2 separate regions of the Homo sapiens genome follow, and region 1 is linked to region 2. A link is an interaction called in ENCODE POLR2A ChIA-PET data of the cell type or tissue named here. Cell type or tissue: A673. All regions are shown on one strand. Links, peaks and the distances in the headings refer to the core of each region. The heading gives the core; the rest is flanking DNA. Region 1 holds the start of LINC01315 (long intergenic non-protein coding RNA 1315). Region 2 has its middle 11 kb from the start of TCF20.

Region 1 (14,440 bases), core at 4,213-6,712, 84 kb after region 2:
CTTGCTAAAGGACAGCAGGAATCAGGGCCAGGCAGGGCTGGGTTCAAGTCCTTTGTCTGCCATTTACCAGCCACGTGTTTGGTGTAGCTGTTGGTTACCTCGCTGCTCTCAGCCTGGCGTCTGCAGCTTGGAGGAAGGCCCTGTCTCCCGGGGCTGTGGTGTCCAACAGTATGTGAGGCCCAAAGCAGAGTGGCCCCTCAAGTGCAGAGCCAAGCACACCCCAGGCCTGGGCCCCGCTGGGGACAGCCAGGCCACCCCATCATGGTCCTCCCTGCACTGAGGGAGGGACTGGAGAAGTGCAGCTCAGGAGAAGGACCCCACGTCTTGGCACATTCTGTTTCCCCTGCTCACCATGCTGTTCCTGGCAGACTTCTCTTCCCCTGGGGCCTTCCAGGCTTAAGTCTCTCCCTCTTTGTGAGGCAGGACACTGCAGCGGGGAAGCATGTACGTGATCAGGAGTACACTGATGGGGCAACTGAGGCCCAGAGAGAGGGAGCGATGTGTGCAGGATCACGCAGCTGGAGGATGAGAGCTAAGATTCCACCCCAGGCCTCTGCTGCTCCTCCTGGCACTTAAGCCTTCCCCAATCCATCCCCACACACATGCCCAGCACATCCCCACCTCGGGGCCTTTGCCCACTCCATAATCCCGATCTGGGGTTACGGTGCCCTCTCTCTGCCCAGCTGGATCTTACTGACCTTTAAGGCCCCTACTCTTGCTGTCCTCCCAGCCCTGTCCTTAGCCCCTAGAGCACACTGTCCACCCGACCCGCCTCCCCATCCAATTCCTCTTCACCCTTCAGCTCACCTGGGGATGCCCCTCCTTGGGGGAGCTCCCTCTGATCGGCTAGACCACCTCCTCTTCTGAGCCCATTCCCGGAGGCCACCCCCACTCCACCCACTTTGTGATTTCTAGCTCAGAGTCTCTCTCCTTCCCCAGATGAGGGCTCTCAGGGCACTTGTTTACACATGTTGCCTCAGCACCCAACACAGATCCTGGCGCAGACCAGGTGTTCGATACTGGCCGTCTCTGCACGGCACCCATCCAGCTATCGTTTCATTCAGCAAATGTTTATTGAGCACCTGCCCTGTGTTGGAGACCTGAGATACAGCAGTGGGAAAACAGGCAGGGCCCGCTCTGACTCAGGTGACATTCTAGTGACACGTATGCACATGTCCAAGCCAAGGGCCAGTGGCATAGATGCTAGAGGGCAAAGACTGGGGGAAGGGCCAGGCATGGTGGCTCACACCTGTAATCCCAGCACTTTGGCTGAGGCAGGCAGATCACCTGAGGTCAGGAGTCACGGTGAAACATGGTTTCACCATGACCTCAGGTGATCCCCTGTTTCTACTAAAAAATACAAAACTTAGCTGGGCATGGTGGCAGGTGCCTGTAATCCCAGCTACTCAGGAGGCTGAGGCGTGAGAATTACTTGAATCCGGGAGGCGGAGGCTGCAGTGAGCTGAGATCTCACCACTGCACTCCAGCCTGGGCGACAGAGTGAGACTCTGTCTCAAAAAAAAAAAAAAAACATGGGGAAAGGATGGGGAGGGTCATAAGGGAAGGTCTGTCTGAGCAGGTCATTTTTTTTTTTTTTTTTTTTGAGATGGAGTCTCTCTCTGTTGGCAGGCTGGAGTGCAGTGGCACAATCTTGGCTCACTGCAACCTTCGCCTCCCAGGTTCAAGCAATTCTTCTGCCTCAGCCTCCTGAGTAGCTGGGACTACAGGCATGTGCCACTCTGCCCGGCCAATTTCTGTATTTGTCTTTTTTTAGTAGAGATGGGGTTTCACAATATTGGCCAGGCTGGTCTCGAACTCCTGACCTCCTGACCTCAGGTGATCTGCCCGCCTCAGCCTCTCAAAGTGCTGGGATTACAGGTGTGAGCCACTGTGCCTGGTCTTTTTTTTTTTAGAGACAGGGTATTTGCTCTGTCACCTAGGCTGGGGCTCCAGTGATCCTCCTACCTCAGCTACCTCAGCCTCCAGAGTAGCTGGGTCTATAAGCGCACACCACCACGCCCAGCTGATTTTTATTTTTTGTAGAGAAGGGGTCTCGCCATGTTGCTCAGGCTGGTCTGAAACTTCTGGGCTCAAGCGATACTCCTGCCCACGTCTCCCAAAATGCTGGGATTACAGGCATGAGCCACGGTGCCCGGCCACAGGTAACATCTGATCGGAGCACTGGAGGAAGTGAATGCGGGAGTGATGGAAATATCAGAGGAAAGAGTATACTGGGGAGCGGGAGCAGCACGTGCAAAGGCCCTGGGGCAGGACCACACACAGCACGTTGGAGGAATAACAAGATCTGGGAGCGAGTTGGGGGGCAGGAGCTGAGGTCTGAGAGGGAACAAGCTGGGGCCACTGACAGGGCCCTCCCTGACCCTGAATGCATGGGAGTCATTGCAGAGCTCTGGGCAGAGGCATGCAGGAGCTGACTGAAGTTCTAACAGGACCACTCTGCTACTATGTGAAGAATGAATTCCAGAGGGCAGAGGAGGCAGGGAGACCCACGAGGAGGCTGCTGTGCCATCCAGGCAGGCAATGCCGGTGGTGCGGTGGAGGTGGAAGGAAGGGTGGAGTGCTGAGATAGAGACAGAGGAGAAGTTAAGGGTCAGGAATAATCCCAAGGCTTTTGGCCTGAGCAAGTGAAGGGAAAGTGGAGGTGAGAGGTTTGTGACTAGTTGAGGCAGAGCTGCCCACTGGCCATCCACGTGGAGAGGTGGCACAAGCTGTTGGCTGGATAGGTCTAGGTTTTGGGAGAGAAGTCCAGGCGGTGTGGGCACCTGCTGTATGACTCCCCATGTCCTGCACATAGTAGGTCCTCAGTAAATGCCTGCTTATTGGGCCTGCAGGGGACACATTACTGGCCACAGCCCAGCTCCCAGCCTCCAGGAGAGGCAGACAAGGGGCCCAGGGCCAATCATAGAGAGCCACACCCTGAGGGGCACGTGGGGCACCACCAGCATTTCTTGGGTGGCACTGTGGAGGGGAAGCTGGGAAGACCTCTTGGGCGAGGTGGTGGAAATCTTGGCAGGTGGAGATGGGTGTTGTGGGAAGGCGAGAAAGTGGAGGAGGAAGGCCCAGTGGAGCCGAGGTGAAGTGGACGGTGCAGGAGCCGAACCCTGGTTTCAATTTGGGCTCTGGGACTGTGAGCAAGACACTTAACCTCTGAGGTCTCCATTGCTGACAGGAATGCTAACTGTCCCCTTTCATGGGTTTGTGTGGGGATCAAATGAATTAATCCATGGAAACTGTGGCGAACAACATGATGGCAGGTGCTCAGTAAACATCACCTGCCTGTTAGCATTGCATCCAAAGCTGCCTGGGAGGAGGGACAGAGCACAGGGAGGGAGAGGGGAACAGCACAGGAGGCCTGGGGGACAGGAGCCTGGGGCCCAGAAAACGAGGGGATTTTATTCCCTTTGGGCGATTGGAGTCATGGGAAGTTCTGCAGAGAAAGGAGTAGATGTTCCTGTCAGTCCTTGATTAGCCTCCGCCTGTGCTCGACTTGGTACACTCCCTCCCATCCTAGGCCGGAGGGTCCTAGCCAGCAACCTGCCTCCTGGGCCCAGGACACACTCATGCGGCTAATGCTTGGTCAGTCCAGGCCTTCTGAGGCCGTTCATCCTCACAGCAGCCTCATGTGTGAGGCCGGTCCTATTATTATTATTGTTTGACAAGTGAGGACACCAAGGCACAGCGAATGTCACACAGATCAATGTCGTCTTGCAGATAGCAGGGGACAGAGCCAGGAGTCAAGCCCAGGCTGGGGATTCAACTCCAGAATCCACACTGGCCTCTCCCAGCTATGAGAATGGCCTCGGAGCCCTTTGAGGTGCCCTCAGAGCCTCGGATGCCCTCAGAGCTGGGCATTGTGTGACACATCCAGCACTACTGTTCTCCCAACAGGCAGGGTGGGGGCCATTGTGTCCACTTTCAGGGAAAGAAGCTGAAAGGTGGTGTGACTTGCTCAGGGCCCCGAAGTTTGCTTCTGGAGCAGCTGGGACCTCAGCCCAGGTCTGGGACGTCCCTGTGCTGGGTGCTTGGCAGGCACGACACATGCAATCTTGCACCCAAGCCTATTTCCGAGGTGAATACTGAGGCCCCCTCAGCCTGGAGTTATTTCTGAGGTCCTTGCTGTCTTTTGAGGAGGAAGAAAATGGATTCCCCCTCCCAGGCCCCTAGGCTTCATGTCCCAGGTCCCTTTACTTTTTCTTCTTCTTCTTCTTCTTTTTTTTTTTTTTTTTGAGATGGAGTCTTGCTCTGTCACCCAGGCTGGAGTGCAGTGGCGCGATCTCGGCTCACTGGAACCTCTGCCTCCCGTGTTCAAGCAGTTCTCCTATCTCAGCCTCCCAAGTAGCTGGGGTTACAGGCGTGCACCACCACTCCTGGCTAATTTTTTGTATTTTTAGTAGAGATGGGGTTTCGCCATGTTGGCCAGGCTGGTCTTGAACTCCTGACCTCAGGTGATCTGCCCTCTTGGCCTCCCAAATTGCTGGGACTATAGGCATGAGCCACCGCGCCCAGCCCCAGGTCCCTTTACTTCTGTTCCTCTCTTGACTCTCTCCTTTCAAAGAGGCTTCTCATTCCAAGAAGCGCCTGGCCCACTGGTCTTGGTCCCGCCCTGCTGACAGCCAGTTATCCCCTGAGCCCAGCCAGGAGACTGAAAAGCTTTACTGCATTCTCTTAAGGGCTTCACAGCCAGGAAAACCAGCAAAGGGGAATATAGTGTCTGCAGACCGGTGAGGTCCAGGGTCGCTCCATAAAAATGGATTCCTGGAAAAACATAAACCAGCAATTTACCCTGTGAATTTTATTGGCCTAAAAAAAAAAAAAAGGCTATCTCATTTGAATAATGAAGAGAGATAAACCATTCCTAGCTCCTCTTTTATTAGTGAATAAGGACACAAACACTCAACAGAAATGGAACACTCACACAAAGCTTCAGGTCTGATTTATTAGCCACTTTAGTTTCATAAAACTCAGCATTTCTATTAAAATAAAATGATGTCCAAAAGGTTTGCTTGTTTTTAAGAAAATTGCATTTAATACAGGGCAAGACTTTGTTATGGTTTATTTATTTATTTATTTATTTTTTAAACAAAGCTCAAATTCTCCTGACTTCACGCCTGTTACTACAGCTGGAGGGAAACCGATTTCAGAATCTATCTGATATGTCGGATTTCTTTGTGGCATCCACTTCATCGCTCAGCAGCCAGCCATGATGTCATAAGCCCATCAGATTTCCGGTAGGGGGAAAACGCTGGGGAATTGGAAAGAATGGATGTTTCTTACCCGTCAGGAAGGCAGGGGAAGGAGCTGGGTATGTTTGGGAGGAGAAGCCGCGTGGCTGGTGGGGGACAGGAGCAGGCTCAATGTTTGTGATATTAAATGTCAGGCAGAAACCTGAAAACCCCAGCTACCCAGATGTTTTCTCAATATCCAGATGTCTGGCACTGAGCAGACCATGCTCCCGCCTCCCAGGAGGTGCTCAGCATTTGGGCTTTGACCTCAGGTCTCCGGGTGAGCGCACACTGCCAGGAGCTGTACATCCTCGCGGCTGCCCACCCTTGGGTTTGGGATTTTTTTTCTAAATCTTTACACATAGATGACAGGAGTAACTAGGTCCAGATTTTTAAAAGCTGTTGAAGCAGTGATTTGAGAAGTTCAGTCTCTGGAACGCTATGTAAGCCAAAAAGGAGGAAAAAAAAAAAAAAACCCTCAGCCAACACACACACAAACATATGTGACTCTTAAGCCATAGGACTTAAGAACCCAAAACAAAACCAGCAAGTCTGAGAACCAGGGCTGGAGACCGACACTGAGAAGCGCTGAGCCCTCCCCCAGGAGCACGCTTTCCCCCAAATCAGAAAAACACCGCACAGCTTTGTTCTTCCTGACAAAGCCCCTTGCTTCCAGGGAGCCGACAGTTGCCAACAAAAGCACAGGGTGGAACTCATTTACACGCAGGCTGGGCTTCAAGGAGCCATCAAGTGCAGAAATGGAAATGGCTTTGCCTAGGAGCCCTGCCTCCCTGCGACTGGTAATGGGGACCCCTGGAGCCTGGGGGAGCCCCGCAGGTCACAGATGGAGCAGGGTCCTGGCCTCCTGGTGCCTGGCTAAGCATCTGCCCCACGGAAGTCACCACCTAGGCTTGTGACATCACAGCTAATTGCCCCTGACAATGAGCCAGGAACTGCAGGCCCCTCAGGGCTGCAAGCCTGAGACTTCACAGGGAGCCGGGAGGAGAGGCAGCTGGGGAGGGGCCATCGCCAATTAAAACCCAGTGCTCAGATAACAAGAAAGAAGTGGTTGAGGGGGACAGTATCGTCTCTGGTGGGGAGAGGGCAGGAGGAAGTGGGTGTGCGGAAGGGGCTGAGGGTGGGGTATTTGTGCCCTCATCTCCTACCACAATCCCCACCCCCAGCCTTTACAGATGAGGACATTGAGGCCAGGGGTGGCTGAGTGGCCTGCCCAGGGTCACCAGGCTAATTAGCAGGACAGTCAGTACAAGGGAAAAGAAAACATAGGTCTGGCACTGCCCAGGTCTTCCCTAAACTTACCTAATTTAATCCTCGCAGCACTCTGTGAGGGAGGGGTTATCCTTAACCTCAGTTTCCAGAGGAGCCAGTGGAGGCACAGAGAGCTTAAGTAATTTGCCCAAGGCCACACAGCGCATCATTAGCAGAACTTGGCCTGAACTTCTAGTCACCTGATTCTGAATCCTGTGTTCTTTCTGCCGGGTGGGGGCAGGCAGTTGAGGTTTAACTGGGAGTTGTGAATCTGATCTAAATACATATTTAAAATGCTGGTGATCCCCACAGAACAGAAGGGAGCAAATCATTGCAAATTAATTTTTTTAAAGCCATTCCAGGCAGGAGGCTTGCTGGCCAGGTGGGTGGGTGGGGAGGCTGCTTTTATTCTGTCCCCGCCAGAGCCTGAATAAAGCAAGTTGACTGTCTCTCTAGCTGTGCGTGGCGGCCACTCAGAGCTCCTGAAGTGGGGCAGTGGGGGGTGTGGGAGACTGGAGAAAAGCTTTGTTAGGCATCTGCGAGGGCTTCATCTGCCCCAGGAAAAGTGCCAGGCACACGGGTCCAATGGAGCCAGGGGAGGGAGGATTCACTGTGTATAGAAACCATGCAAAAAAAAAAAAAAAAAAAAAAAAATCAGTCCCCCTGAGCCGGGTTCCTAATTTCCAAGTGAGAGTTTCAATGTGCCGTGGGTCAACTGAGCAGCAATTGCTGGCCCAGAGACCTGACTCTGGGTCAGAGCTGTGCTGCCCAGGGCCCTGCCCACCAGGATGGGGGAGGCCAGGCAGTCACTGTGGTCCTATATCCCAGCTACTCTGGGGGCCCTGTCGGCCACCACCTTCTCCCAGAGCAGCACTTGAAGAAGACAAGTCTCCAAGAGATGGGACAGAAGAAAGAGGAGACAGGTCGGTCTGAGCTCAGGGAACAGGACTAGCGCCTGCCCTGGGCCTCCCCTGGCAGGTCCACTCTCCCTGCAGCCAGCCAGCCTTGGCACTGCAGTGGTCAGGCTGTGCCAGGCCTCTCCCTTCACAAGGCCTGCTGGTTTCTTTTACTTTGTTTCTGTGAACGGCAAATGGGGTGTGGAGCCCAGGACTCGGGCCAGGGAAGGGGAAAGAAAAGTTTCTGCCATCTGGATGCCTGACCTTGCTGAGCCACTCCTGTTTTTCTGGGGAAATCCTACCCATCTTTTATTTGCTTTGCCTACCATCCACCCAGAAAAGATTTGGGTCCTGCCCTCATGGCACTTACAATCGACAGGGGGAGCTAAACATTGACCAATTAATGGCATAAAAGTGTCCATGGAGGGGGTGGTCCCATGCTATGAGAGTCCATCATAGTGGAATCATCAAGTCAGGGAGGTCAGGGCAGGCTTCCTGGAGGAGGTGACATTTGTGCTGGGGCCCAAAGGATGAGGAGTGTTAATTGCTCTGACTCACTGTCATCCTTGCAGAGTCCCTCTCTGATATCCTCCTAAGGTCGCCTCCCCTCCCCATACCCTGGTCCCCTTCTTGACTGTCTGTTGTTCATCTATATCCCTGCCCTGGTCTGGAAGCCCTATGAGGGCAGAGGCCGGGCCTGTCTTAGTCACTGCTGAATTGCGCATGCCCGGCACTTAGTAGGTGTGCCGGACCACCTGTGGTGGTCTACACTGCCTATTTGTAACTATTTGCTGATCAAAAGAATAAACAACATGTGCAAAAGGCTTTGTAGTAGGGGAAATCCCAGGACAGGAGGATGTGGGAGTAGGAACGGGGGCAAAGGGACAGAAGGTGATGGGAGATGAGGCTGTGCCTCCCTAAGAACCTCCCTAGAAATGCGGGTATCTCCTCCAGCCAAGGGAAACCCTTCTGCCCTTCCCCTGTGGCAGAGACTGTGGTAGGGTGTCTTTCTTACCCTAGAGGAGAGAGTGTCGCATAAATACGCTGCCCCACCCGAAGCGCTCCAGGCACAGCACCCCGGACACAAAGCAGGTGGGCACTAGCACCCCCTGCCCAGTACTCTGCCACCAGCTTCCCTCCTGCGTTCATTCTCTCACCCAGTGCTGCGGGGCCACCTGGAGCTACAGAGAGGGAGTGGGATCCACCCCCAGCAGATCCGAAGGTCTCAATCCAGGGCTTCCCTGCATCCCAGCCCCAGGTCTCACCTGCACTACCCCCATGGCTAGCACCCTTTCTCCTCACTGAGGCGGAGGTGGAAGAAGAGGAGCCAGGACAAATGGGGTTTGAGTCCCTGGGTCTGATTACGAGCGTGGGACGGGTGCCAAATTGGCCTCTTCGTCCCTCAGCTTCCTCACAAGTGAGGTGGAGACTCCCCAGGCTTCCCCGGAGCCAGGGACAGAGTGAGCGCTTGATGATCCCGTCTAAAAGTCTCAAAATGAGCCCCCTTTGGTCTCGCTCTGTCGCCCCAAATCCCTCTCCCGCCTCAGCTGCAGTTTCTCCAGCTCCCGAGGAAGGGGGGCACCCGAATTCCAGCCGCTGAGGCTGGAGTTTGGAGTTCGCCCAAGGAGCTTCCGCCCTGGGATGCGGCTGAGACCCGACAGGTGGGTCCCGTCCCCGCCCCAGATGTGCGCCTGGCCCCTCGGAGGCGCGGCTCCGCCTACGCCCAGACCCTTCCTCCCCGCCAGCCCGCTCAGCGCGCTCTGGCAAACTTTCCGCGTCCAGAACCCGCCCGCGTCTACACCTGCTCGCGGTTCAACCGCAAGCGCAAGTCTACACGGTCTCACCTGCCCCCGGGTTGCTGAAGGGTGCCTCGGTCACGGGGCCGCGTCTCCACAGGCTCAACAGCTGCGAGTCCCCGGGACTGCCGACCTCAGCCTTGGGGATCCGTCTTGACCACCCCCGGATTCGGAGGCGCCCGGGCCGGACCACCTGTGCTGGTCTCCACCTCCTCGGCAACCCCGGGTCACCGGAGATGCTGCAGCTCGAGGGTCCCGCCTGCACCATCCATGGCTCTCGAGATCCTTCAGAGCGCGGACCCGGCCGAGACCCCGCGGAGCCGCTGCGCGTGGCTGGTGCCCGCGGTCGCCCCGCAGTCCCGTATGCGGCGAAACCGCCGGGGCTGCTTACCTGGCCCGCACCCTCACGCTCCCGTCCGGGCTGCGCAGCCGCTTCTCTCACACATTTTGCGATAACATCGATGGCGAAAGAAAATGTTGTAAATCCTCCTGCGGCCACGTGGCTGTCCCCCCACCCCCTTCTCCCTTTCTCTGGCCCTCAGGACAAAAAGGCCCCGCGGCCGGCCGCTGGCCACGGGGCTCTGGGCGGGCGAAGCTGGCTGCAGCGGGGCGTGGTCTGGGGAGGGGCCGGACCGGGGCGGGCGGGGCGTGGTCGGGGCAGGGGCGGGGCGCGCTGGTTCCGGCCGCCCTCCCCGCGGAAACCGGGCCTGAGACTAGGGCTCCTGTTCCAGCTCTTGATTGGTCGGTCGGCCAGCACTGCTGACGTCTGATTGGCTGAGACAAAGAAGGGACTAAGGCCGTAGGGGTGGGGGTTTGTGGATTTCATTCTTTGCCTTTTCGCTCCGGCGGTGGCCGCTGCTCTTTCGGACCTTCCTGAACTCTGCGGCCTTTTCCTCTCTGCTTCCGTGGTCCCTATCATAACGCTACCTGCATTTCCTTGTCCTTCTCTACCAAACAGCACCTGGAGATAGGGACATGGGGTTCGTGCTGCTCACCACTGTCTCCCCAGGGCCTAGCACACAGTACGTGCTCAAAACGGTTAGTTGAATGAATTCGTGGAAAATATGCATACAGGTGTTTAGAGCTATCTTTAATGTTGGCAACATCCCTAGGAGATATTACTATTCTCTCCCGAGGATGAGGAAACCGAGGTGCAGCGAAATTCGGTCACGTGGGGATGAATGGCTGAGCTGATGCTGGGACATGCTTACATTACTGGATCTCGGATCCTCTACACAGTGATGCCCTGTGCAGTGTCAGAGCTCAGTTTCCCGTCTATCAAGAGTGTTGTGTTAGAGCACAAGATAGGTTAGAAGATGGGTTATTACTGCCAGGTCCTGTGGCTCACGCCTATAATTCTAGCACTTTGGGAGGCCAGGGTGGGAGAAGCGCTTGCGCCCAGGAGTTCGAAACCAGCCTGGGCAACATGGCGAAACCCCGTCTCTACAAAAAAAAAATTAAGAAGTTTTCTGGGCATGGTGGTGTGCACCTGTACTCCCAGCTACTTGGGAGGCTGAGGTGGGAGGATCACTTGAGCCCAGGAGTTGGAAGCTGCAGTGTTATGATTGTACCACTTGCACTCCAGCCTGGGTGACAGAAAAAAAAAAAAACCCGTCTCTACTAAAAATACAAAAAATTAGCCTGGCGTGGTGGTGGGCACCTGTAGTCCCAGCTAGCTACTCGGGAAGCTGAGGCAAGAGAATGGCGTGAACCCGGGAGGCGGAGCTTGCAGTAAGCCGAGATGGCACCACTGCATTCCAGCCTGGGTGACAGAGTGAGACTCCATCTCAAAACAAAACAAAAACAAAAACAAAAAAACTTACTTCGGCCGGGCACAGTGGCTCACGCCTGTAATCCCAGCACTTTGGGAAGCCGAGGTGGGTGGATCACCTGAGGTCAGGAGTTCGAGACCAGCCTGGCCAACATCATGAAACCCCATCTCTACTAAAAAATACAAAAATTAGCTGAGCATGCTGGTGGGCACCTGTAATCCCAGCTACTCGGGAGGCTGGGGCAGGAGAATCACTTGAACCCAGGAGGCAGAGGTTGTAGTGAGCTGAGGTCATGCCACTGGCACTCCAGCCTGGGTGATAAGAGCGAAACTCTGTCTCAAAAAAAAAAAGTGTCATTTAAATGAACATGCTTGAACATGCTATACCCAGCACTGTGCTTGGCAGTATGAATGACACAGCCTCTGCTTCCATGTTAAATTCCTGGTAACCTGCTGGGCTCTTTCCCTTCCTGGGAATCCATCCCCTGAACCCCCCTCTGCACCCCCATCACAGGGGAAGTTGGAAGCACTCTGCTCAAACCATGCTGCATTGCCCACTCTGACAGTTTGGGGCATTTGGGGTGGATTTTCCTGTGGAAGTCATGGGGAGCACCGTGAAGCAGACTGACTTCCCGGCTGCTGTTCTCTGATGGAGAGGGGGTCCTTGGGATGCCCCCCCAAGTAGGTCCTTTTGATTGAGAGATGATGTATGAGATGGGATGGGGGAGAGGGCTTCCTCTGACAAAGGAAGGTGTAGAAGCTTCTCCCGGAGTTGGGCAGAGAAGGGTTAATCAACTAGAAAAATGCTGAGAGCCTGTCTCCCATAGGCAGCCAGATTGAGGCATGAAGAGGAGGAGCTGGCTTGGTGGTGTGGTGAATGAGTGCTCCCTGCATCTGTCTTCACATGGCCTTCTTATAGGGACATCAGTCATTAGATTTAGGCCCCATCCTAATCCGGTATGACCTCATCTTAAGAAGATTACATTTGCAAAGACCCTATTTCCTAATCAGGTTGCATTCACAGGTATCGGCGGTCAGGACTTCAATATATCTTTCTGGGGGACACAGTTCAACAAGGCTCAATGAGGAAAGAACATTTTGATTAGTAGGGAACATCGAGAGCAGAGGCCCCAGGGCTGCACAAGGTGGATGTCCCTGTCGCTGCCCACTGTTCTCTTGGGACTACACAGATCCTGGTGCCTAGCAGCTGTGGAAACAGAGTTGGGAGGCAGCCGACCCTCTGGACATCAGGCCTTTTCAGCTGACCCTGCCCAGCCTGGTGCCAGAGCAGGGCCCTGCCTGCCTGCCCCTCCTCCCTCTTCCTGCCTGGTCCTCATTCCCACCCACATCCCAAGATGGACAAGGACAATAAAAGCTGTTTCATAAGCAGCTGGTGATTAATTGCCAAGCTAATTAAAGAGGCAGTAATTGCACTCTGATTTCAGAGGAAGGAGTGATGTCTTGGGCAGGGGTGGGTGGTCAGCTTAGGTCTCCCTGACAAGGCAGAGCCAGAAGACAGAAAGGATTTGAAAAGCCAGGAAGAAAAAACAGGTGCACTTTTTTTTTTTTTTTGAAACGGAGTCTCGCTCTGTCTCTCAGGCTAGAGTGCAGTAGTGCAATGTTGGTCCACTGCAACCTCCACCTCCCAGGTTCAAGTGATTCTCCTGCTTCAGCCTCCCAAGTAGCTGGGACTACAGGTGCATGCCCCCATGCCCCACCAATTTTTTTTTTTTTAGACAGAGTCTCACTCTGCTGCCAGGCTGGAGTGCAGTGGCACGATCTCCGCTCACTGCAACCTCCGCCTCCTGGGTTCAAGCAATTCTCCTGCCTCAGCCTCCCTAGTAGCTGAGACTACAGGCATGCACCACCACACCCAGCTCATTTTTGTATTTTTAGTAGAGACAGGGTTTCACTATGTTGGCCAGGCTGGTCTCGAGCTCCTGACCTCAGGTGATCCTCCCTCCTCAGCCTCCCAAAGTGCTGGGACCACAGGCATGAGCCACTGTGCCCATCCGAAGCACCCTCTTTCTAGAGGTGCACCTGTTGGCTGCGCACAGTGGCTCACACCTGTAATCCCAGCGCTCTGGGAGGCCGATGTGGGTGGATCACCTGAGCTCAGGAGTTCGAGACCAGCCTGGCCAACATGGTGAAACCCTGTCTCTACTAAAAATACAAAAATTAGCTGGGTATGGTGGCACGCACCTGTAGTCCCAGCTACTTGAGAGGCTGAGGCAAGAGAATCGCTTGAACCTGGGAGGCTGCGGTTGCAGTGAGCCAAGATTGCACCATTGCACTCCAGCCCAGGCGACAGACAGAGACTCCATCTCAAAAAAAAAAAAAAAAAAAATAGTGGGTGCTTCAATCATAGCTGCACATAGCTGCAATATTTCATTTGACAGAGTCAGATGGGGGACTTAGATGCTTAAGCTTATCTCTGTACTTTTCCATGTCTTCGAAATATTTCATTAACATCCACACACACACAAAAATGGCAGGGGAGAGGTTAAGTGTTTCTAAATTCTAGTTTGGGATTTATAAATGGCTTCAAATACCAGTGTGCCTTACTTTACACAGTGGAGAGGGTCTTAAAATTCTGCGTCAATTGAATCCCGTTGGCCTACCCAGTAAATCTTAACGCCTCTGATGCTCTAGCTTCATTTCTGATTGATTTTCCCTGGCAGAGGTACCAAATTCTTTGCTTTAAGTGTCAGGCTCTCTCTGTCAAGTAGTTAATGACCTATAAAGCACTTAAAACGTACTGGAGGAGATGCGATTTGGAGGCACCCTGCAGTGTATCCTCTCTTATTGTCGGTAATCACCCCTCATTTATTTGCTCTTATTGGTTTGGAATTTGCTATCAGGTTTTCCTAAAGCCAAGCCCACCAGGAATGGTCCAATTCTATGTGGGCCCAGATGGGTGCCGGGATTGGAACCTAGGGGCAGTGGGCAGCCAGTGTGGCCTCTTTCCTCACGAGCCCTTCGGCTTGGGTGCCCTGGTCATCTCATGGCCACACATTCAGCGGCTCTGCCTCTTGCCAGCTGAGTGATCTTGAGCATTCAGTGCCCCCCTCCAAGCCTCACTTTCCTCTTCCACACTGCCCCAGAGCTGGTGCCTGCCCCTGAACAACTGGAAGATGACTCCAGCCTGGTGAAGTCAGTGCTGGGAGCCGTAGAAGAGGCCCAAGGTCAGGGTGAGCATGGAGGTCATGACCGAGGCAAGCTCCAGGGTCAGAGGTCATAGGAAGCATCCCCAAGGAGCACAAAACAGGGTGGGCCACTGACCTCGGGGCAGAAGAGCCTCTCAGAGAGGGGCCCAGCCTGGGAGGCAGAATAGGCTCTTCTAGGAGGGAAAGTGTCTTCATTTTCTTTTCTTTTTTTTTCCTTGAGACGGAGTCTTGCTCTGTCGCCCAGGCTGGAGTGCAATGGCGCAATCTTGGCTCATTGCAACCGCCATCTCCCAGGTTC
Region 2 (14,440 bases), core at 5,998-8,497:
TGCCTTCAGAGCAGGCGGATGTCCTTCCTCACTTGCCAGCTCTCGTGAGCAGACACACAGCCCTCACCTTTATCCTTCACCAAGCTCCAGCTCTCCTTCCTCTTGGGAGGCGCCGCCTGCTAACTCAGTCACACCAAGAGGGAGGCCTGGAATTCCTGCTCACAAGCTCGGGGCTTCATCTGCAGTCTGCCAGGAGGCAACTTACAAAAGCCTCTGGCTAACAGAGCGGGAAACTCCCCACAGCCTCCTGCTGTGCCTGTCCCCAAGCCACGCACTGTCCCCTTGCAAAGCACAAGGATACTGAGAGTGCACAAACAGCAGGGGTGGAGAGCCTCTGTGGGCACGCCCTCATTCTGTGCCCTCATTCCACAGGAGCCCCTGCTTTGTGCAAGTCTCTGAGCCCGCATGGAGGGAGCATGGGGGCTCAGAACAGTTCTTTCTGGGGCAAGGTCAGGGGAGGCTCTAAAGTTATGGTGGTGGGGAGGGCCTTAAAACAGAGGACCAGAGAATACCAAGACTTAGGGGTGTGGGGGAGAGCCACCTGCTGTGCCCAGGAGGACTGTGCCCAGTGCAGGGGAAAAAGATGAAGCTGCGGAGTTGGGCAAGGGTGGGATCCTGCAGGGCCTTAGAGCATTGACATGTTTGGCATGGATTTGTTTCACAGGGTCCCACAGAAACTTCTGCTCTCCAGGTTTGCCCCTCCACTCTGCCCTCCAGGATAGAAGTGTGGCATCCTAATCTGGGATGCATCCATCTCTCCCCCTGGACTGTGAGCATATGCAGGGCAGAGACACCTCTGCTTCTCTTGGGTCTCCGGCATCCTGTGCAGGGTAGGGCACCATGTCCATTAAAATGATGTTAATGAGGATGATACAGCCCAGAGGAATCCAGGCTTACTATGAACCAGGCACTATGCAGATTTCCCTTTATCATCCCAGTTCTTCTTATTTGCAGCAGTCTAATGAGTTTGGTACTGTTATCACCCCTATTTTACAGATGGGGCCACTGAGGTGCAAAGAGTTTAACTTATCCCAAGTCACACAGTTTGGAAGAGGCTGAGCTGGTATTTGAACCCAGGTTTTCAGAGGCTGCACTCTTAACCACCAAGCTTCCCAGCACTCAGCAAACACTGGAAAGACAGAGATGGACCTAGACAGTCAGTAGGACCAAAAGTCTGCAGGCCGATAGGGAAAGAATGTAAGAGGACGGCATGGGCAGCGCCAGCCCCTCCAGCAGTCATATATTAAGCCCTGGACACTGGGCAGCTCGGGCAGGTCGGGGGGCCTCAGACTCTCGGACCCCATGCCTGGAAGACCACGGTCTGCCCAACAAGCAGCAGCTGCTGTGAATCGACTTACACATCTTCCCCACAGGTGAGCAGAGAGCTAACACCTGAGGATAGGCCAAGAAACGGGAAGCCCGTGCAACCTGAGCGCACAGATCACCCCCACCTGCCCGGCACTCACTGTCCCCAGTGGCTGGACTCTCATCGGGCCAGTCACTGAGCTGGCGCCAGCCTGGTCTCACCAGTGTGTGTCTTTAAATCATCCAATTTCTTCAGCTGTAAATTGGGCTGGGAGGGGCCAGGTGAGCTGCCTGCCTCAGGGGAGTCGGCGCCCTTACCTGAGTGATCCCATTCACTCCTCACAACAAACCCATGAGGCAGGGATTGTCATCTTCATTGTACAGAGCAGGAAATGGGTGCACACAGAGGTTAAGAGACTTGCCCAGGTCACACAGCTAGGAAGAGGCTGTGATTTGAACTCAGTCTTCTGGCTCCAAAGCCCCCACAGAGTCACTCAGGGCACTACAAAGAGTTAACCTGAATATGAAATGATCTAAGAGTCGCAGTGACAAAGGCATGCTCTAAGCGCTTTTCCTGCAGTAACTTGCTTAATCCTTACAACAACCCTATAAAGTGGGTACTGTTCTCGCCTCATTTTGCAGATGAGGAAACTGAGGCACAGAGCAGCTCGGAGGGGGCAGAGCTGAATCTGACAGGCTACAGGGCCCCTGCGTTGCTTTGTTATAAGATGACAATAAGGAAGTTCCTTTCCTTTGGGATTATTTCTGCCTGAAAGCTCAAGACTTTTAGCCACATCATTGTCTGGGCTCCACGGGAAGGCAGTGCCACATGCTGAGGCATGCTGGGAAAAGACTTTGTTCCATCCTGTTTTGTTGACATGCTCTTCATTTTTAAGCCTGAAACCGAAGCTTCCTGCTAAGAATTCAAACCATGGAGAAAAACGCAGCCATGATAACGGCCACTACTTCCTGAGCCTCCAGTGTTCCCTGTGCTTGGGGATCCATATATGTCACTTAACCTTAACCTTCACAACACCAGGGCAGCCTCCATTTTCACAAGTGAAGAAATGGAGGCCCAGAGTCACTTAGAAGATGCTCGAAGGTGCACAGCTGCTAAGTGGTGGTGCTGGGATTTGTCCTCAGGTCCTCAAGAGTCCTGACTCTTATGTGCTGGCTCCCCACGGAGGCGTGGAGTCTTGTTTGCTGGGCATTTGACAGAAATGTTTCTGCTCATCTTCTGCCACAGGTTGGTCCTTCAGCGTCAAGATTCCTGGGCCACTTATTAATAGAAGGCACCAGGACACAGGTGCAGGGATGCAGAGCTGGATGCTGCCTTCTCAATAGGAGAAGCCAAGAAACGCAGATGCCGATGCTTAATCAACTCCGTCTCTCCCTCTAGTGACTCGGGGATAGCTGCCCTGATGCCAAGGCGATTGTCTTCTGGAAGCAGCCACGCCGTGTGAGGTTCCTCATCACTGCCCTGCATCTCCCTGCGAGCTCTCGGGGATAATTGCAAAATCACGTTTGATTCCAGGGGAGCAGAAAGCAGCAGGAGCCGTGAATTCTCCAACTCTTAACTGGTCCTCGACTGGAGCCACTTTTCCCTGCCCACCCATCCCTGTGGCGGATTCATTACAGTTATCCAAAGCCGGTTTTAACTTTGCTCCCCCTGGCTCAGAAGTCTGTCAGTGGGTCCTGAGCGGCTTCACCATTCAAGTTTATTCCTATCAGCCTGGAATACAATGCTCTATCTGGCTCCGCTTGCTTCTCCAAACCTTCTCTCCCAGGTCTCATTCTGCCTCTCTGTCTAACTAGACAAGTTGGCTTCCTGTCCTGTGCCTGTCTGCTCCCTGCAGCAGGAATGCCGTTCCCTCTTCCCTACAGATTGAAATTATATCCTCTTTCAAGTCTTACTCAAATGCCACCTCCTCCACAAACTCTTAACACTTATTCATTCATTCAACAAACATTGACTGAGCCCTTATGACAAGCATTGATCCCAAGGGTCCCTGTGGTCATGAAGTTTATGGTGCCATGGAGCTGTTAGAAAAAGAATCATCACATAAATAATCATCTGATAACAGCCATGATACAAATTAGTAAGAAAGTGTGGCAGGAGCACAGCAGATGTACAATAGGGACCCTGAGCCTTGGGGATCTAGGACATTTGAGCTGAGGCCTGAAAGACAAGTAGGAAGTAACCACATGGTGAAGTTGGAGGAGAGCTCCAGGCAGAGGGCACGGCATGGGCAAAGGCCCTGCGGTAGGAGGGAACAAGTAGATTTCCAGGAAGGGCACAGGGGCCTGCAGGGTAATGTAAGTGAAATGAGAAAGCTGGAGATGCAGCTGGAGCAGGACAGTACAGGCCACAGAGGCTTTGCGACTTTATCCCTGGGCAAAAAGAGGAGATGATGAAGGATTCTGAGCACAGGACACAAGCCAGTATGTATTTAGACGCGATCCTGCCCTGTGGCTGAGCCTCTTCTGAGAAGTGCAGGCCCTGTGTCACGTCACCCTGAACCTCAGTCATCAGGGTTTTGGATGTGAGTTTCCATATCCCTCTTCCTAGGCCAAGCTCTCAAAGGCAAGGCTGACCTCTGGTCTTCAGCTTCATCCTCATCAGCCAGGCCAGTGCCCAGCACAAGGAGCTGCTCCAAAAACATACGTGGGTTGAACCAGTGACCAGGACAAGACGCTTATCAGCATTTCCCTGCGAAGGAGCAGGGCTGCCTGTAAAGCCTTCCACATTCTCTAGAAATTACAAAGTTCAAGGGTTTTAGTGAGGCCACGACTCAGGGAGCCCTTGAGAGCCAAGCTGGCATCCCACTGCTGTGCACACCCAGCCTGGGCACACAGTATGACCCTGCCCAGGCATCTGCCTGCGGCCGTCTGGTGAATGACCAGAAACAGAACCGAAAGCTCTGTAAAGTGCTCTCAAGGTTACAAAGCATGTTTCACAGGAGCAGTTTCATCTCACACGGGCAGCCCTCTGAGCTGGGTAGTTACTGCTTTACAGATGAGGAAACTGAGGCCCGGGAGAGGGCGGGACCTCAGCAAATCAAGAAAAAACTGAGACTAGGACCTAACGGAAGTCCAGGCTATGAATGGCCCCCGTAGGGTTAAAAGAGCTTTCTAGAAATTTCTTTGAAAACTATTGTAAAGTGACATATTTCCTCAGGATGTCTGTCACGCCAGCAGTGGGAGCCAACACACCAACTCTCAGAGGCTGTTCCCCCTGCGCGGCAGATCCAGACGCTCAGCTCCCAGGCCTGGAGGCTGGCGGCTTAGCCCAGGGCACAGGAGGAGGCTGCCTGGGTTTGGCGCTGACTTACAGCAGGTGCTGAGGGAATGCTGAGGAGAGGCAAGGCTGATTCAAGAGGCCGACAACAGAGAACATTCCTAGAGCTCTCCCGCCAGCTAGGCATGGTGCTAAGTGCATTACCTGCGTCCACTCGTAACATCCTCACAACACTGTGAATACGATGACCATCCCCATGTACAGGCGTGGACGCTAAGGCTCAGAGCAATAAATAATTAGCCTGAGATCACACGGCAGGTGAGTGCAGAGGCCGGATCTGAACCCACACATTGCCCTTAAGCAACCCCATGTCCTGAGCAAAGGTGAGCAGAAACATCTTGGGAAGAGGGAACCACGACTGTATCTTCCTCAGCAGACATGATGGTGCAGGGTACCCCTTCCCCTGCCCACCTGACGACCATTATTCCCATTATCAGTATATCCCTCTGTGGGCAAATGATGACAGACATGCATGGTAACCACTTCTTCACAAGTTTTGTGTCTCCCCAGCCTCCTCCCCTAGGGCTCTCTAGGCTTCCTTTACCCGTCCTGCCTCAGATGGACTCCCAGCATCATCATCTGCCTCTGTGCCTTCTTGGTAGTAGGTGGGTGTGAAAAAGAAAGGAAGGGCCAGGTGCAGTGGCTCATACCTGTAGTCCCAGCACTTTGGGAGGCTGAGGCGGGCGGATCACCTGAGGTCAGGAGTTCGAAACCAGCCTGGCCAACATGGTGAAACCCTATCTCTGGTGGCAGGTGCCTGTAATCCCAGCTACTTGGAAGGCTGAGGCTGGAGAATCACTTGAACCTGGGAGGCAGAGGTTGCAGTGAGCAGAGATTGCGCCACTGCACTCCAGTCTGGGCAACAGAGCGACTCCCTCTCAATAAATAAAATAAAATAAGGAAGGACAGAGGGCAATGTGACCTTCGGCAAGCTCCCTAAGCTCCTGAAGCCTCAGCCTTTTCACCCGTAGAACAGGGACATTAACATCACCCCCGAGTGAGGGCTGCAGGCACACAGTGACTGCGCTTCTCAGTGCCACAAGTGCTGTTGCCATCATTCCAGCCTCAGGTGCTCCGTGAGGTGGGACGATTCACCCCATGAGCAAACAGGCTCAGGGAGGTGTGGTGCCTACAGTCACCCAGCAGACACAGCGGAGCAAGGAGGAAGCCACACCTGTTGGATCCCAAAGCTTCTGCTGAGGGGAGGAGGGAGAGTGAATGAGCCACTGGGGGCCTCCGTGGCAATCGGGCTCACAAAGCCATGTGTGGGCTGGATGTGGCTCCCCAGCCCCGTAGACACCACCCCAGGTGCTCCTCACAGGTGATGGGGTGTGTTGTCTATGGGGCTCTTGTGCCCTCTGGGGGCCTCTGGGGAGCTGCTACTGGGCTGGGCCCTCTCGGTCCCTGAGCCTAGACCAGGTGAGTTACTAGCAGGGACAGGAGGAGAAATGGGAAAGCTAGGCAAGAGGTCACTCATCTGTGGGCTGAGTGCAGAATGGGAGGGAAGAAAGCATCCTTTCTGGAAAAATCAATGGGCAGATGATACCGCCCAAGTCACTACCTACATGGAAACCTTCCAAGAAAACCAAAGCAACAAGAGAATCACAGCCCCTTAGAGCAGTGGCGGGCCTGAGAGGTGAACAGACCCAAGTCCGCCTCACACAGCTAGGGAAATCGAAGTCCAGGATGGTGGTCACAACTCGCTCAAGGCCCCACGGTGTGTAGGTGACTCCGCCACGTATGAGGGGCGTCCAGCCCCAGGCAGCTCATTTACAGTGGTGGGTGGGCCTTTGTGGTCTCCATGCCTCACACTCCAGCCATCCACTTCCCTCTGTTCTTGCCTTTGCTAAGCAAGGGGACTGGTTTAGCTTCACCCAGAAACTACCAAATCTCTGGGGCTTTTCCCTGCACACTTTTAGTTTCTAGGCTGCCCTGGCCCCTGCTCTGCCCCTACATGTGGCTCAGGGTGGGGAGAGACTATTAAGCTAATACATAGTTAGGCAACTAGAACACAGCCTGCAAATCTCGCAGTCAGTGCTCCTCAGTCTTGGCTATTATTACCAGACACGATGACCATCTCCATTTTACAACTAGGGAAACTGAGGCTCAGATGGATTGAGTGATTAGACCCCAGACACTAGGTGCTAGAGCCTTTGCTCTCTGGAGTTATCTTTTTTTAAGCTAACAATTATTCAGTGCCCCCTGGGAGCCAGGCTCTGGCTGACTGCTTTGTGAGAATGATCTCATGTAATCCTCACCTCAGCCCTGTGATGTAGGTATTATTATTACCCAAGAACACAAAGACTCACAGAGGGCAGGTAACTTCCTTGAAGCCACACAGCTAGGAAATGGGAGAGCCAGGATTGAACCCAGGCAGTCTGGCCTCAGGACGTTGGCCACCCCTCTGTGCTGCCATCTCCGTTGGGGATAGGTCTGGGGGACTAGCCACCCCAGTCTCCCACAGGAGCCTCCAGTCATCTCGGGGTCCCAGGCTGGAGGAGCTGCTCCTGAACCCTTCACCCCTTGATCGGCATCCAAACTGCTTCCCGCCAATTTGGTTCCAGCTCAGAATGTGGCCTGGGCTGGTCCTGAGACTCCAAATTAAAAGAAGACCCAAGCTGGTCTTTAAATTCAAATCTGAGGCCATCTGGGAATCCCAGCACAAGGCAGCCTGAGAGAGGCTGGCTTGGGAGCAGCTAGAACAAGCCAGCTTTGCAAGATCCTGAAAACGGGTCCAAAGAAGGCGAGTTTGCAATGACTGCGGTGTCCATGTGGCACCGCCCAGTCTGTCATCAGGTCAGGTTCTCCCTTCCTCCACAAGTGGCTCCCCCAGCCAGTGAAACAAGGGCCCCACTTCCACTGTCGCCGCCTCTCCCCACTCTTCCCTTCCAACGGCTTCAGCCACAGAGTGCAACCCGCCTCTTACACCTTGGATGCGCTGTTCTTGCACTTCCCTCTGATGGTACACCCTCTCCTGCCTTAGCACGGCAAACTCCTACTCACTCTTCAAGGCCTTCAAATGCCACCTCCTCTGTGAAGCCTCTCTTGATTTCCCTGTCAGACCTCACAGGGGTACTCAGGGAAAAGATTTCTGTGGGGAAAAAACCCCTTGGGGTGAGTTTGCCCAAAGGAAGTGAGCCCATCACACCGTCTAGGACATGGGGAGAGGGCAGCTGTTCCATCCTGGTGGTCCCACTTCCTGGGGGGTCTGAGTCTGGGTGTGTTCCTCTGAGCTCTAGGAACAGGGCTCCTCTATGCCCAGCTCTGGGCAGGTGCCAGGAGTGCAGAGGGGAGGCCTTAAGTGTCCCTGTAACCAAGGATGGTCACCCAGGCTCTGCACCCAAAGGCCTAACAGGGAGACAGACCCACGTCTGTGTGGTCAGGACTGTGAGAGGGCAAAGAAGGTGGGCCAGGCACAGGACCCAAGTCCACCTGAGAGAAGGACAGGGAAGGCTTCCTGGAGGAAGTGAATTGAGACCAGAAGACTTGACCAGAAAAGAGGAGGTGGTGACGTCAGGTTAGGGACCAGCTCCAGGGGAAGGGAGACTGGAAGGAGAGCCACAGCCTTCCCCTGACCTTCTGCCTGTAGATGGTTCCTGCCCTGGCTTCTCAGCTTAGAACTCACAGTCTCTGCTAGGGCCTGAGCTACGGCCTGGCCCTGGTAAAACTCACTCCACCATGCCCTCTCTGGAGGCCTGCTGTAAACACACTGACCACCTGCGCCCATGTCACTGCACCTGCCTGAGCCCTGTGGCAGCCCAGAGACTTGTACCATGGCCGCTTCCTGGCCCAGGGCAGGCTCAAGCTCCCTTGCCCTCATGGGCCCGTCAGAGGAGTCAAGGTCCAGGAGGCTGTGCTAACAGCCCCTGGCTGCAGAGCTGTTTGCCAACCTCCAGGCCAGCCAGGCCAGCACTGTAGCCGGGGGAGCGCCCAGCCCTGGCCTTCGTTCTGCAAAGCCCCATCCCAGCCTCGGTCCCAGGTTCTCGGTCTCTGGTCACGCTTGGGAAGCAGCTGCGGGCAGAAGTAGCCTTCAGAGACCTCAGGCTGCCCAGGCTAAGAGAATGATGGAACGGTGACCCTGGCTGGGGGCAGAGACCTGGGAGGGAGGCCGGAGAGCTGGGACAGCGCCTGGGGGTTGGGAGAGCTGCCCAGGCCTCCTCCGGGGTGAGCTGAGGAGGGGCTGCCATGCCTGGGAGGAGGGGGCCGGCTCCTCCTGCCTCGCCGGCCTGTCTGTCTCCAGCTCTTCACTGTAAAATAAATGCAAGAAGCACACGCCAGATAGAAAAAAAGGGAGGGCCAAATAAAGCCCCACGCCGCCCAGCACGGGCTCCCTCCGTGGGTCTGGGCCAGGGCCTCGGCCTGGGTTACTTGCTGCTCCTTTTCCCGGGAAACCACTGGTGCCAAATTTGCATTTACCACAAACAGAGACAACACAATGTCATAATCCTTCTCCTGTCATTCTCCGCTCTCTTCCTCCTCCCACCTCAGACACACACACGCTAACACAAAATGACGGCTCCCTCGACAGCCTGAATGAGCAAAGCCCTCGATCTGCCTCTTCATTGTTGGCGTTTCTCTCGGCCCTCGCTCCGTGCCCATCGCCCAACTCGCAGCAGACCACCCACTGCCCCTCCTTTGTCCCGCATCACCACTGACAAATGGCCTGCTGGAGGTGGAAGAACATGCCTGGAAATAGTGGAGGGGGGGAGAGGGAGCAGCCAGCCCCAACCCCCCGCCGCTCTGCACCCTCACACCCGGGCTGGCTGCGCACGGCGGCTGGATCTGGACCGGAGGGGACGGGGGCGCGGCTGGATCTGGACCGGAGGGGACGGGGGCGGGCACTCGGCCCCTGGGACTGTGACCCGGGGCCCTGCCCTTCACGCCCCTGCTGCTGCCGCGCTCCCCGAGCAGCCCCCTCGGGCCCCTCCTCTCCCGGCCACCCTCCTGGGCACTGCTCTGAACATCCCCCGCCTCCCCGCCCTCCATCGCTCTTTATGGCAGTTTCAAAGCTACAGCCGCCACTCGAGCAGCTGCGGCCTTTGATGGGGACAAGGCAGTAAAGGCCGCCCGGGAGGCCCCTGCCCAGCCCTGCCCTGGCCCGGCGCGGCCCCTGCCCGCCCCCGGGGAGCCTCGGGCCAGGGCAGCGCGGCGCGGCGGAGCACCCGGCGGGCACGCCTCGCACGCCAGAGCAAACTTTCACGACCGCGGGAGAGGCACCGCGCACACCGTTACCTTTGCAGCCGCATCCTTCCCTGGCCCTTGCCCCAGACCCCTTGCCAGCCCGGCGACCACGGGGGAGGAAAACAACTCCTGAGCCGAGGCGGGGGAGGAGGGGAAAGGGAAAAAAGGAGAAGGAAAAGGAAAGGGGGGCAGTTTCTCGGCTCTCAGCCTCCTCGCGGCTCCTCCTGCCCAAGCCGGCAAGTGAAGTCACAGGGCCGGGGCGGTGACATCAGCTGAGCCTCTGACATCACGGCCCCTGCCGATCTCACCTCTGCAGGGTGGAGATGGAGGAGCAGCGGGGAGGAGGGATGGATGGATGGAGGAGGGAGGGGAGCACCCGATCCCCCCTCGCCTTCAACTGCGGAGAGCGCGTGCCAGCGTGGAGGGGGGCAGGGGAGGGGCGGGCTCATCTGAAGAGTATGTCTTATCTCTATAGATAGGGGCGATTATGTGTCTATTTATAATTGGCCCCAGAGTAAATGGCTTAAAAGGGGCCAACGCCCACCACAGGTGAGAATCGCAGCTCACTGCTGTGCTTGGAGACTGTGGGGTAAAGGCAAGTGTGACCGTTCATAGAGCACCTACTGTGTGCTGGGGATTTGCACCCAGCACCTTAGGTGGTCGTCACGAGGACCAGAGAGGGCTGCATTTTACCTGGCAAGGCTCAGAAAGGGAAGGGCATCTCTGAGGCTGCAGAGCAGGAAGGTGAGCTGGGATGTGAGGCCAGCAAAGTGGCCCAGAGCCTGAAGGGCTAGCTGGGCAGCTCCAGGGCTAAAGCCTTCATGGGCCACTGGAGTGAGCCCTGGCTGCCCCCTACAAAGGTGGGCTTGGAAAGGGCAGGGCATGGCAGTCCCGACCACCTTTTGTCCCAAGTCCCATCTCAGGGAGGCCACAGCAAGAGGAGGCCTGGCCTGGGGTCCTGGCTCTGTTTCTCTGTGTACAACAGCAGCGTCCGTTCCGAGGGGCTGAGCACCTACTACCTGCAAGCCCAGCACAGGCGCTTCACACCCCCTTCCTACCCCATGGCAATGCCTGAGAGGTAAGCACCAACGCCCCGTGTCAAGATGGGGAAACCAAGGCCCAGGAAGCATTGGGACACAACAGAGACCCAAGTGTCCAGTGCCTGGACTCTGGGCCGTGGCCAGATCCTTGACCTGAGCCGCCTACTCCGTAGCTGTTCAAGCCATCCTTGGCCTGGTGGGGACTTCCCTGTCCAGTGTTCCAGCCTCTGCCCTCCAGTGAGAGGCCATGCACTTCACTCGGCCATGCTCGCTTCAGCCTGAGGCCCCTGGCCCAGGGCCCCTCCAGGCCCTGCTCTGCCTACTCCACGGCAGGGCCCTTCCCCTCTTCCCTGGTGCCACGGGGCAGCTGGGCTGCTGACCACTGGCTGCCCCAAACTTGGCACACGCCTGCCACTGAGCTTCTGTGCCTGGCACCTGGTGAGGGCCTACTAAGCGCCAGGTCCTGGTTATCTCATTTCATCCTTCCCATATCTAGGATGTCAGGGTTACAGGCAAGGACACAAGGCAGCTCCCACCGACTATAAAGTACTTCCATTCCTCCTGGCCCTTCCCTAATCCTGGAGCTAGTATTCCCGCCTCGGTCCTTGGGACCCCCTCCGAGCAGCGCACCAGTCCCTGCCCCTACCAAGGGCTGCGTCTGCATTTAGGACCTAACATGGTACAGAATCCACAGGAGGCATTCCGCAGCCCTTCTAGATAAACTACTACTCAAAGACTGCAACTGGAAATGCCAGTGAAGAAACCTAGAACAAACGCCTTCATTCTGTGCTCTTTGGTTTTTATTTTTATTTTATTTTATTATTATTTTATTTTTTTTGTAGGGATAGGGTCTCACTATGTTGCCTAAGCTGGTCTCGAACTCATGGGCTCAAGTGATCCTCCCACCTCAGCCATCCAAAGTGCTAGGATTAAAGGTGTGAGCCACCGCACCCAGTTCTTTAAACAAACCATGCTCTCTCTTGCCTCTGGGCCTTTGCACATGCTGTTCTCTCTCCTCCCCCTACTCCCACCACTTCCTGCGTTACATGAGGGTCTCGACTTAGACCTCACTTCCTCTGAGAAGCCTGACCCCCAAGTCCAAGTCAAATGCCACTTTCTATGCTTTTCCCCCATAGCAGCTCATATGCCGTGTCCTGTAAGGCAGGAAGAAATGGTGGAAAGGGGTAGGGACTCTGAGGCTGACTGCTCAAGTTCAAATCCTGGCTCCCCAACTCACTCACTGGGTGACCTTAGACAAGCCACTGACCCCTCTGAGCCTGCCTCACCCTATGTGAAGCTGACAGCGTAACAGCAGTGTCCCTTCAGAGGGTCTCAGCACAGTGCAGACCCTCGAAAGACCTCAGAGAACTGTACCTGTCCCCTCCCAGTGGGGCTTTGAGATTGGCCAAGGACATGGGTCTGTCATCCTCTGCCCCTTGTCCTCTGATCCACACAGTGCATACTCAAGAAATACGCCCTGAGGAACCTAGGCAGGGTTGACTGGAACAGTGAATTGAAGAACTGCAATTCAGTTTGGCAGGCACCTACATCAGGCTGTCTGGTTTTAAATCCTGGCTCCACCACTTCCTTCCTGTGTGACTGTGTGACCTTGAGTAAGTTCCTTCTTAGAGCCACACATGCTCCACCTGTAAAATGGGGATAAGAATAGGACCTACCTTATAAGGTTGCTATAAGATTACATGAGATAAGAGATACAAAATGCTTACAATGGCCTTTCTAAGCAAGAGCCGATCCCAGTTAGCGGCCAGCAAGATTACTTTATCTGATCAGGGTAATCAGAGCAAGGTGTCCAGAGGACAGAACACAGTCTGAGAGAGATGTGCTGTGGCAGTGGGAAGAAAGTGCGCTTCAGGGGATCAGAGACTAGGCTCCAAATAAGCTTGCCAAGCCTCAGTTTCCTCCTTTGAAGCAGGGTAACACTCTTTATGTCACTGAGATTTTGCGTGGGTAATTTCAGACAAGGAGTACAAATGTGCCTCCTCGTACCAGGCCAGGCACTTCGTAGATAAGGAATAGATGTGGGTTCCCATCAGTCCCTTGAACCGTGGAGGACGTGTGCACAATTATTCAATAACTTCTCACAAACACCCTAACATGAGTGAGGTGGGATCCCAGGCCAGGAGCAAAAGATGCAGAGAAGGGCCTTGAAAGGAGTACAGCTGGGAGTCGGCATCAGGAAAGGCTTCCTGGAGGAGGAGGTATGTAAGCTGGATCAGGATGGCTGGGGGGAAGGGAGGAGGGGGCAAATGCATGGATAGGAGGGTATGGGCACCCAACCCCAGAAGCAAAAAAGCACATTTCCAAGGCGACAACTCCCAGGCACATTTGGGTAGAGAGGACATGTTGCCTCTATTTGGGAGCACAGGTTTTTGGGAGCATGGTGGCTGAGCTAGAGGGCTCAGGGAGCACCACGCCTTTGTTCTGGACACATTATTGTTGGGGATGAAGGCCAACAAAGAAACCAGAACGTCTGAGCTGGGAGGAATGCTGGAATCATCTAGTTCAACCATTTCACAGATGAGCAAACTGAGGCCCAGAGAACGGAACTGAGTTACCCAGTCACACCACTAACAAAGAGCAGAGCTAGAGTTCCACTCCAGGCTGTCCAGTTCTAGAGCCTAGGCTTTTAACCAACATACTCTACTGCATCTCATCATAGCACAGATCCATCCCATCACGTATGCATGCATTCATTCAAGCAGGGCTGTGTGAGCTCTTACTGTTCCCGGCACTGAGGAGTCAGCAGTGAAAGCACAGCCAAGCCCAAGGAGCCCCACCTGCCTGTCCCTGACCCCTGCCACCTTGCACTGTGCCCAGCTGTTTCAGAGCTCAGTTGATCCTCCTGAAAAGCCCGGTTTCAAATTTAGCTGCTCAAGACCACAGACCATTCTACTGCTGGAAAACCACAAACCAGCCCCCTTTCAAAGGCCGTTACATTGCTTGCATGGGAAAGGGGGAGTAAAGACAATTGGTCCAGCATCCATTTCTGGGCGTGGTGAGTTGCATGGAAGTCTAAAGCCTCACTAGCCAAAAAAAAAGAAAAGAAAAGAAAAAAAAGTCCTGCAAATCAGATTTGGAAATGTTCAACAGACAGGGAGTGAAGCAATTGAGCGAAAAAGTGCAATGGTTGAATTCCTTCACCAGAAGAGCTTTCGGCAAGTCCAGCACCCTGGGCAAAGAGGAGGCAGGCCAGTTGTATGTGCTGGGCACCCTACAGAAAGCCCTCTTGAGCTCCCAGGAGAACAGGACCTTTTCCTATTAAGAGATCAGAGTGCTGGCCTGGCGTGGTGGCTCACTCCTGTAATCCCAGCATTCTGGGAGGCCAACGTGGGTGAATTACTTGAGGCCAGGAGTTCAAGACCAGCCTGGCCAACACGGTAAAACCCCGTCTACTAAAAATACAAAAATTAGCCAGGCATGGCCAGGCGCGGTGGCTCACGCCTGTAATCCCAGAACGTTGGGAGGCCGAGGCAGGCAGATCACGAGGTCAGGAAATCGAGACCATCCTGGCCAACATAGTGAAACCCTGTCTCAACTAAAATACAAAAAATTAGCCAGGCATGGTGGCACATGCCTGTAGTCCCAGCTACTCGGG

Evidence for each region. ChIA-PET counts read pairs that join two places held together with the same protein. Peaks named below come from ENCODE experiments on the same cell type or tissue, not always from the same donor. Only the 100,000 strongest peaks of a DNase experiment are listed, where the experiment ranks them.
Region 1: POLR2A ChIA-PET joins it to region 2 with 12 read pairs; 9 of 35 experiments call an interaction of 5 or more read pairs at or near these places.

What each region holds. Positions count from the first base shown.
Region 1 is chr22:42,359,463-42,373,902 of GRCh38, forward strand. LINC01315 (long intergenic non-protein coding RNA 1315) reads right to left here and starts at 9,746. Exons shown (of 2, transcript NR_120597.1): 1 at 9,596-9,746; 2 at 4,938-5,263. It overlaps LOC124905126 (a long non-coding RNA gene), which reads left to right and starts at 10,030. Exons shown (of 2, transcript XR_007068114.1): 1 at 10,030-10,242; 2 at 12,000-12,364. RefSeq lists enhancers at 3,675-4,328, 5,839-6,681, 8,066-9,000, 9,293-9,412, 9,781-10,075 and a silencer at 9,783-9,942. In A673, for the core only: no CTCF peak of the experiment used is centred there; DNase peaks (open chromatin) are centred at 5,249, 5,869 and 6,209; H3K4me3 peaks cover 936 bases; H3K27ac peaks cover 2,260 bases.
Region 2 is chr22:42,273,992-42,288,431 of GRCh38, forward strand. It overlaps a transcript of TCF20 not described here and the pseudogene OGFRP1. Among named protein-coding and RNA genes, the nearest start is that of TCF20, 11 kb to the left of the region's middle. RefSeq lists enhancers at 875-1,671, 1,672-2,468, 4,166-4,415, 8,227-9,077, 9,078-9,927. In A673, for the core only: no CTCF peak of the experiment used is centred there; no DNase peak of the experiment used is centred there.